Regions from separate parts of the Homo sapiens genome. Here region 1 is linked to region 2. Evidence: chromatin contacts called from ENCODE Hi-C or POLR2A ChIA-PET data. All regions are on one chromosome and are shown on one strand. The core of a region is the stretch at or near the end of the contact, and the rest is flanking DNA. Distances in the headings are between cores, read along the strand shown. Region 1 overlaps LOC101929555 (a long non-coding RNA gene). Region 2 overlaps LOC101929555 (a long non-coding RNA gene).

What was found. Hi-C counts contacts between places; a loop is a spot of excess contacts on that map. ChIA-PET counts read pairs that join two places held with the same protein, here RNA polymerase II (POLR2A). Pooled maps may share reads with other maps.
Region 1: a loop to region 2 is called in a pooled map, with 2.9 times the contacts of the local background. The contact joins two enhancer-like sites. A Hi-C loop is called at or near these places in 8 of 168 maps with a recorded cell type or tissue (Calu3, PC-9, Panc1 and 5 more) and 11 of 50 pooled maps. POLR2A ChIA-PET finds 5 or more read pairs at or near these places in 4 of 52 experiments (A549, PC-3, Panc1 and 1 more).

What each region holds. Positions count from the first base shown.
Region 1 is chr6:40,995,514-41,000,041 of GRCh38, forward strand. All of the region lies in intron 1 of LOC101929555 (a long non-coding RNA gene), which reads right to left. Among named protein-coding and RNA genes, the nearest start is that of UNC5CL, 41 kb to the right of the region's middle. RefSeq lists enhancers at 1,459-2,132, 2,133-2,805. Within about 2 kb of position 1,883, at least 15 of the 41 ENCODE cell types and tissues checked have a DNase peak (open chromatin) inside an H3K27ac peak, as active enhancers do.
Region 2 is chr6:40,911,204-40,915,787 of GRCh38, forward strand. The region is part of intron 1 of LOC101929555 (a long non-coding RNA gene); the gene reads right to left. Among named protein-coding and RNA genes, the nearest start is that of UNC5CL, 130 kb to the right of the region's middle. Within about 2 kb of position 1,313, at least 6 of the 41 ENCODE cell types and tissues checked have a DNase peak (open chromatin) inside an H3K27ac peak, as active enhancers do.

The DNA.
Region 1 (4,528 bases), core at 633-3,132, 85 kb after region 2:
TATGTCCCCTACTTTCTTTTTCTTTTTTTTTTTTTTTTTTTTTGAGACGGAGTCTCGCTCTTGTTGCCCAGGCTGGAGTGCAATGGCACAACCTCAGCTCACCGCAACCTCCACTTCCCAGGTTCAAGCGATTCTCCTGCCTCAGCCTCCCAAGTAGCTGGGATTACAGGCATGTGCCATCACACCCAGTTAACTTTGTATTTTTAGTAGAGATGAGGTTTCTCCATGTTGGTCAGGCTGGTCTCAAACTGGCAACCTCAGGTGATCCGCCCACCTCAGCCTACCAAAGTGCTTAGATTACAGCTGTGAGCCACCACAGCAGACCTTGTCCCCTACTTTTTATTTGAATGGGTCCTTGGCACCTCCCACCAATAGTACATTTGGAATGAATGCTATGTAACTTCCAAGGCAGGGTGCATAGAAGGCCATACAGCTTCAGCCTAGCTCTCAAAGGACATTTATTTTCTCTCAGAGCCTTCATGTAAGAAGTCCAATGGGTTGGGTGCTGTGGCTCACGCCTGTAATCCCAGCACTTTGGGAGGCCGAGGTGGGTGGATCACCTCGGAGGTCCGGAGTTCAAGACCAGCCTGGCCAGCATGGTGAAACCCTGTCTCTACTAAAGATACAAAAAAATTAGCAGGATATGGTGGTGCACACCTGTAATCCTACTTACTCCGGAGCTGAGGTGGAAGGATCTCTTGAATCCCGGAGGCGGAGGTTGCAGTGAACCAAGATTAAAACACTGCACTCCAGCCTTGCTCTGTCTCAAAAAAAAAAAAAAAAGTCTAACAATCCTGAGAACTCCATGCTCTCTCAGCTGAGCCCACCCGTAAGCCAGCCCAGCCCAGCTGCCAGACATATGAGTGAAAAAACTATTGGAAGTGGATCCTCCAGCCCCCAGTGGTTGAAAGCACCCCCATTCCAGTCCTCCCCTGAAAGATCCACCTCTGTGCTTTTTTCTAACTTCTGACCCACAGAATTTGGGATCACAATAAAATAGTGGTTGTTTCATGCCACAAAGCTTTGGAGCAGTTTTTTACATCGTCATAGACAACCTGAAGAACTAGTAAACTCTCATGTTGGCTAATATTCTTGGGCTCCCTTCCCCCAGGTGACCAATGCCAGGAGTGTGTGACTTGCAGCACATGTGCTGAAGGTGGAGAGAGGTAGCCTCTGCCTCCTCACACTGCACATCCCCTCACCTGCCTCCAGTGTGGTCAGTTCACATAGGCTTTCACTCCTCTGCCCAGGCAAAGTTCTCCTCTCTCCTGCCACGGTCCTTTGTTTATATCGTGAGTGCAGGCTTGTCACACGGATAGCAACCAGATTATTTATGTTTGTCTTCACTAGACTACAGGCTCTAAAGGGACACAGCTGTATTCTATGCATTTCCCTGTGCTGAGGCCTAGCACCTAGTGGGCGTGAAATAAATACGTGTGGAATGAAACTGTCAAAGACCATGTGACCAGCTGGCCCTGACCCCCTGCTAACAAGCAGCAGACCCAGAACCCCTTTCTGGTTCTCCTCCAGGCAGGGCACAGTTGTTTCCTATCTGAGCAGGCTCCATTTGCTTCACATCAGCCCAAGAACAGGGAATGGGAAATGCCTTGTGCTGCAGGAGGGAAGACAAAGTAAGCCAGAGAGCACTTGGCCATCTGGGGCTGGGAGCGGAAGAGAATGGAACCATTCTGGAGAGCCAGACATTTGTTTTGTAGTTGTTGCCTTTGTGAATGTACATGTCCTGAAACCCTGGTTAATTTTCTTGTTCAAACATTGGTTTAAAATTGCTGGCTCTAGGAGAGATACTGTCCTTCAGCAGGTTCTGTTATAAACTTTGCAACTCCAAGGTCTGATTCAGCAGCAAGCTGGAAAAGTTCCTGGTTGCTAAGAGACCAGAGAGCAAATTAGCAGCTCACAAAAGACCCAGCTAAGACCAGTAAAAAATAAGACAAACGAAAACAAGGTAGGAAATGGGCCTCCTCAAAATCAAAATAAGGTAAACAAACTGGCTAGGAAAATGTCTGATTGGAAAAGACAATTATAAGTATTCTTCATGCTGAAGTAAAATGCACTATAGGTAGCTAAACTCTATCTTTGTCTTTTTGTCACTTGAAGAAAACAGCAGGGGAGCCCCTTTCTAGTCCTGAAATTCCGGATCTATGAGTCAGAGGGAAAAACAAACTGTCCCAGTTGATAAGGAGGAAAGAAAAAAGTGAAATAGGCTGCCTCTTTTATGAGCTCTCCCTGCCAGGACGGTGAATGGGCTACCTGGGGTGGTGGCCCAGAAACATTCCTGCAAGCAAACAAAAGCCTCCCCCCAGGAAAGGTTTCTGATCACTGCTGGTCCAAGGCTCAGCCGCAACAGAGGGCTCTGACCCCCACAGGACTTGGCCAGACACTTCAAGATCCCATCTGGCAATCAAGCATGAGAATTCAGGTACTTGTAATAAGAAGGGGCAAAGAGAAAAGTACCAAATAGGTCCCAGGTATTAAATATTTATTTTGTTAAAGTGCCTCTATAGCTATGATTTTTAGTAATTTCTTTTCTGGTCAGACAATCTAGTAAAATATTATATTAAAATTATTTTTAATCAAAAACAGAAAAAAGCATGCCAATCACTTACCTCTGATGGAAATTCATTCTCCAAGACACACAGTTTTCCTAAGAACCTACTGCTTAGCTGGACAAAATAGTAGGAAAATGCTCCAAGTGGAAATTACCAGCCTCTTGAGGGAGGAGCTTGAAAATCTTAAGTGATCACAGAAAAGTCACAGTCATCTGGGTTTTGGAGACCAGAGAAGAAATGAAGAAGGGCAAAAAAAAAAAAAAAAAGAAAAAAAGAAAAAGATGGGGTGTGGGGAGGAAGATGGGGAAACATGGAGCTACAAATTGGGAGAAAATTAAGGCAGCCAGTAGGCATATGTCAGGGAGCTATGGCGTGATATGCCTAAGAACTATGTGACTGAATAGCCTCCACTTATCAATATTTGTTGGACAGCAAAAGGATTTCAGAATATGATGGATCCAACAAGCATGAAATAATCTTTAGGGGAAAAAATTACAATTCCCCACATGGCAGCTTCCTTCAGATCTTTTCTGACAATCCTGTTTGTCAGATTTCTAAATCGCATGCAACTGCTATATTTTAGGCAGAGCTGGTATCTTCCTGGAAAAAGACCGTCCCAAATATTCAGTGCCCCTCCCTGCAGGAGAAATAGACACCTCCTTTCTGATATATGCAGCTCTGGCCAAATGACTTGCTTTGGCCCATGAAATGTGAGCAGAAGTCACATGTGTCACTTTGGAGTATAAGTTTTAAGAGCTAGCACGTGGTTCTCTGGCTTTTCTCTTGCTGTCACAATGACCAGAACATGTTCCAGATAGTGCCTTATCCAACAGGCTTGGTCCCCAAGAGAAGAAAGCATGGAACAGAGCTGTGGCTGGATTGCAGTGGACACGTAGCCCAGATGAAAAATAAGTTCTGTTGTGGAGTTACCTGCAATTGCAGCAAAACCTAGCCTATGTGACTAATATACATGGCCCACGGGACTAAAAGGTGGCCAGAGTTGCCCCTCGCCCTCATTCACATTTTCTCACTAGCTGGCCACAGTCTCACCTTGAGAGGAAAGTCATTATGCTCCAGGTGGCTTTCTTAGAATTCAGATATGTTGCCTGACTGACCCAGGAAATCAGGGCTGGCAGCCCTGCTGCTGAGCGTGGTTCAGTACCCAAGAAACAGGCAAAGATGGCGCACGGAGCTGAGAGGAGACAGAACCATGAACTTCGAGTTGGAAATGCCAGGTTGGAGCTGGCTCACCAGTTCTAATTTAACCCAAAAAGAACAAACAAAAAACAAAACAAGCAAACAGAAAAAAAAAAAAAAAACACTAGACCTTCTTATTCCTACCTTTAGAACTTTAGAGAGTGTTGATATTTAAAAAAAAAAAAAAAAAAAAAAAAAGGCAAACAAACAAAAAACTGACCCCCAAAGCCAAAAGAAATAACATGTCTTTATTGAAGAAATGTCCATTCTTCCTTCAAAGCCTCTTTCCCTTAACAAACGTGGTATGCACAGCAAAATGGAAAAGATGTCAGCCTCCACAGTACAGAGGAGGTGAGAAGATCTGCTTCCCAGCACACTGTGGAAAGGCAGGGCCTGGAGCAAGGCTGTGACCTCAGCTGCACATCTGGGTCCTAAGACCACTGGAGGGAGCTGTGCTGAGTCAAGGTTAGAGAGCCCTTGGCAAGCAGATCCCCGGCAAGGCAGCCAAGTCAAAGAGGAAGTTTGAACACTTAATGGGACATCAAATGGGATTTTCCCTGCAATCTCAGAACTTCTGCTAAAAGCCCTAAAGTGGATAGCAATAAGTAAAAGTGCCCCCGCAGTCTAAAAAGAAAGTGATCAGAGGATACCTGCAGGATTTTCTCAAAGATGAGTGATCCAATCCTCCCATCCCACCTCCACCACCCCAAGAGAATACTAGAAGATTTGCGAGTCCATTGAAATAGGCGCATTTCTAAGAGTAG
Region 2 (4,584 bases), core at 63-2,562:
AGCCACCCTAAGGACTGGGGGCACTGTGAAGGCAAGTTCAAATGTTGGGAAGAAGTCACCAGCTATTGCTTAGAAACCAGAGCAGGGGATGCAGGCAGGTCCTGAACTACAAGCCAAAAGATGAGAGAACACAGAGAGGAAGGAGGGCCATATTGGCAAAGGACAAAAACCCCTGTCCCTCTTGGCCCTTCCTCCAAGCCCCAAACTCCTTGACTTCTCCTCCCAGAGGTCACTGCACAACCAGGAATCCACCCAAAAGAAATATGAAGCTTTCATCTGTTTAGCTGTTTGGCTGGATGGGCCCTTGTTTTTATACTCACGGGTCTAGTTAGGTAACACTCTTCCCTTTCACCAAAGTTCTGCAGCCCTCCACCCCCACCCTCCTTGATCTTCAGACATGGCTCATTGTGTTTCTGGCCCTGCCTGCCTCCTTTCTAACCCATCCTTCTTAGTCAGTTCATCAGAAAGTGGTTTCCTGATTGATTCTTCTCAATGGGTTTTCTCAAAAGCCCTTTTAAATTAAATTATATTATTTGTTCCAAGGTAACTAAAGCCAACATAAGCCAGCCCAAGTTCCAGTGCAGCTCAAACAGGTGACTTCTCATATGATGCAAAGGTTCTTAATTACAGACCACAGAATTCACTCTAGTGGATTTAAACACAAGGGTCTTTATTAAGAGGTAAAAACAGTGAAGAAGGCTGAAGAAACAAATCTAGACGAATAGTTCTCAACCCTTGCTTTACATTAGAATTGCCAAGAGAGCTTACAAAAATAAAATGCTCATGTCTTTGTTCAAGCCAATTAAATCAGAATTTGTAGTATTTTTTTTAAAGGTCCAAGTAATTCTAGTGTATAACCAAGATTCAGAGCTATTACTCCAGGCCAATGGGTCGCAACCTTGGCTACATACTGGAATCACCTGGGAAGTTTTAAAAATGCTGATGCCCAGGCACCACCCTTAGAGATTATGACTTAATCTGGGGTGTGGCCTTGGCACCTGCAGTGGTCAAAGCTTCCCAGGTGATTCTAATTAGAGCCTTGGCAGAGCTCCAGTATAGTCTAGGCCAGTACTTCTCAACCTTGACTGGGTGTGTGAATCACCTGGGGGTGTAGCTGATTCTTTAGGAGTGGGCTGGTGCCTGGGATTCTACTCCTGATCTGTGGACAACAGTTTGAGATGCTAGGCATTAAACTGAACTTCCAGGATTGGCTCCCAAAATTACAGCACAGAATCGGGCCGCCTAAGGAGCTGCGGCCTCCCCTGCAACCAGGAAGCTGCGGTATCTGACATCTGCCACCAACAGCTGTTAGCAACAGAGCTAGCACTCCTGCAGTGACACCCACTGGCCAAGTAAATGTCCACACACTCCACCTCTCTGCTCAGTGACTTAGATCCAAATCCAAATCTTACCTGACTACAGCTGCTTGGTGGATCCTAAGGCCACACCCTGAATCTACCTGCAAAAGATGCCTGGGAAACATATTTGCCAGCTCTTCAGTCTCAGCACGCTAGAGAGGGATTGAAACAAGTGTTGAATAAACCAATTAGCAGTTATGAGAACAGTGCCAGGAAAGTCACACTGCCTACCTTACTGAAGCCTGAAAGTCTACCATTTGAAAATAATTTCTTAAAATTAAGCACTGTTGGCCGGGTATGGTGGCTCCCGCCAGTAATCCCAGAACTTTGGGAGGCCGAGGCTGGTGGATCACGAGGTCAAGAGATCAAGACCATCCTGGCCAACACGGTGAAACCCTGTCTCTACTAAAAATACAAAAAATTAGCCAGGCGTGGTGGTGAGCACCTGTAGTCCCACCTACTCAGGAGGCCGAGGCAGGAGAATCACTTGAACCCGGGAGGCAGAGGTTGCAGTAAGCCGAGATCACACCACTGCACTCCAGCCTGAGTGACAAAGCAAGACTCCAAATCAAAAAAAAAAAAAAAAAATAAGCACTGTTGATAAATGCACAAGGTTATCCATGCCAGCAAAGAATTACCAAAGAATTAGAAACAGCCTTAGAAGACTGGCTAATCATGAAGCACCCTTATAGTGGAATAAAACTATGCAGCTAATGAAACAAAAAAATAAAAATAAAAATAAGGCAACTCTCAATGGGCTGATATTGAAGGATCTACAAGGCATATTAAAAAGTAAAATGTAAAAAAGCAAGATGCTATAATTTGTGCAAAAGGGATATAAGAAATACATGTACCTTTATGTTAGTAGGGACCCTCCGGAAGGATGCATACAAAATAGGATTCAGATACTGATTTCAGAGAGGGGAACTGGGTGGTTAGAGGATGGAGATGGACCATAGGCTTGGCACAATACATCTGTCCTACCTTTTGGATTTTGCACCTATTATATAAATAAATACAATCTGCTTTATAAATGAATTAAAATCTGCTCTATGAAAACGCCCTGCAAATTGTGACAGATGCATGCATGAATTTATTCAACACAGATGTACCTAACCCTCTCCCCATTCTGAGCCCTGTCTCAGTTCTGTGGAAGGGCCATGGCATGGTCCCCAAGACTGTAAGACCCCATGCCACAATGTGGTGAGTGCAACCGCAGAGGTGGACACACAGAGCCCCAGAGCACAGAGGAGAGGGTGATTGGTTTAGTCTAAGGGGCCCCGAGAATGTGGTCTATAGAAGGCATTGTTTGAAGGGAGACTTAAGGAAGATGTAAAATTGTGCTTGGTGAAGAAGAACATTCCAGACAGAGAGAACAGCTTGTGTGGTCTGGGGCTTGAGAGAAGGCACAGTATGCTCTGAGCAGTATGAGATAATAAGATGGCCAGAGCAGAGGTCATGGTGTCGGGGGTATACACCCACATGCATCTCCCTGAGCTCCCCACAACTCCCTGTTTGCGTGAGGATATACAGAGCAAATCATCACTGGATGGACTTTGAGGTTGGGAAGCTTTGATCTGAGATTCCCAGCTGTAGAGTGGTTCTCTTCTCCTGACCGAGTCCATCTGAAAAATGCCAAACAACAGGAACTACTAGACTCAGAGGTAGACCCAGCTGCACTTGATTATTGGTTTGCTTAGAAACACCTTGAACTAGGCTGGGTGCGGTGGTTCACGCCTGTAATCCCTGCACTTTGGGAAGCCAAGGTGGGCAGATCATGAGGTCAGGAGTTTGAGACCAGCCTGGCCAATATAGTGAAACCCCGTCTCTACTAAAAATACAAAAATTAGCCAGGTGTGGTGGCACGTGCCTGTAGTCCCAGCTGCTCAGGAGGCTAAGGCAGGAGAATCGCTTGAACCTGGGAGGTAGAGGTTCTGGTGAGCCAAGATTGTGCCACTGCACTCCAGCCTGGGCAACAGAGTGAGACTCCGTCTCAAAAAAAGTAAATTAATTAAAAAAAGAAACACCTTGAACTGAGGCAAAGAAGAAGCTAGACAACCTGTGCTCTTAAAACACTATTGTGAAATTTTAGGACCTTTATCTGAAGAAACTGCTTCATGCTTTGAAGGAGTGATGGGTCCTCCCACCACTGCCCACCGCCCACTCCCAGGTACTGCTGGGTTGAACAAAGGCAGAATGCTGAAGCCCACAGAGATGTCTCTGTCTGCATTCTCTCTCACCTTCCTCTTCTTAGGACCCCCCCTCTGCTGTGGGAGTTTAGATAGAGATACAAGCATTGAGAACACTGCAGCAGGCCAGAAAAGGGCAAAGGCATATTGGACAGGATCATGAAAGACATCATAGAGAGAGCCATTTAGGCTGCACCTGATGGGCAAGAAGGACTCAGGTGGGGAATAGGAGGAGGAGGTCAGGGACAGGGAGAGATGACACCACAAGAGCATGAGAAAGGGAGATGGGAAACACAGAGGCAAGAGAGACAATTTCCAGAGATGGTACATTCACCTCCCAGGCTGCTATAGCAACATACCACACTGGGTGGCTTAGAACAACAGAAACTAATTCTCTCATAGTTCTGGAGGCACAAAGTCTAAAATCAAGGTGCCATCAGGGCCATGCTCTCTCTGAAGACCCTAAGGAAAGATCCTTTCTTGCTTCTTTCTAGATCCTGGTATTCCTGAGCTTATAGAGACATCACTGCAAACTCTACCTGTGTCATCACATGGAAATCTCCTTGTGTGTCAAAATGTCCCTCTTCTTATAAGGATGCCAGTTATTAGATATAGGGCCCACCCTAATGCAGTATGACCTCATCTTCACATGATTACATTGGCAAAGACTATTTCCAAATAAGGTCATACATACAGGTACCAGGGATTTGGGACTTCAACATATCTTTTGAGAGACACAATTCAATACACAACAGATATTAAATAAGTTTCCTCTTCTGAGGAAACTGTGGAAGTTTAGTTAAGAATTCTAAGGATGTCTCCAAGCTCAGAGATAGAAAGTAACAGATCTGCAGGGCTCTCCATAGTCACTGCAGGGGACTTATGACAAGTGCCAGCCCTGCTCAGTTTAGACTTGGATCACAAGCAATGGAAAACGAGTGAATTTCATCAAAGGGTAGATCCTGTCCCTTTGGGGAGTCCTTCAGACTATTCTCAGGATGCTTCCAGCTCCAAAATTCCCCATCTGTACTGCAAGT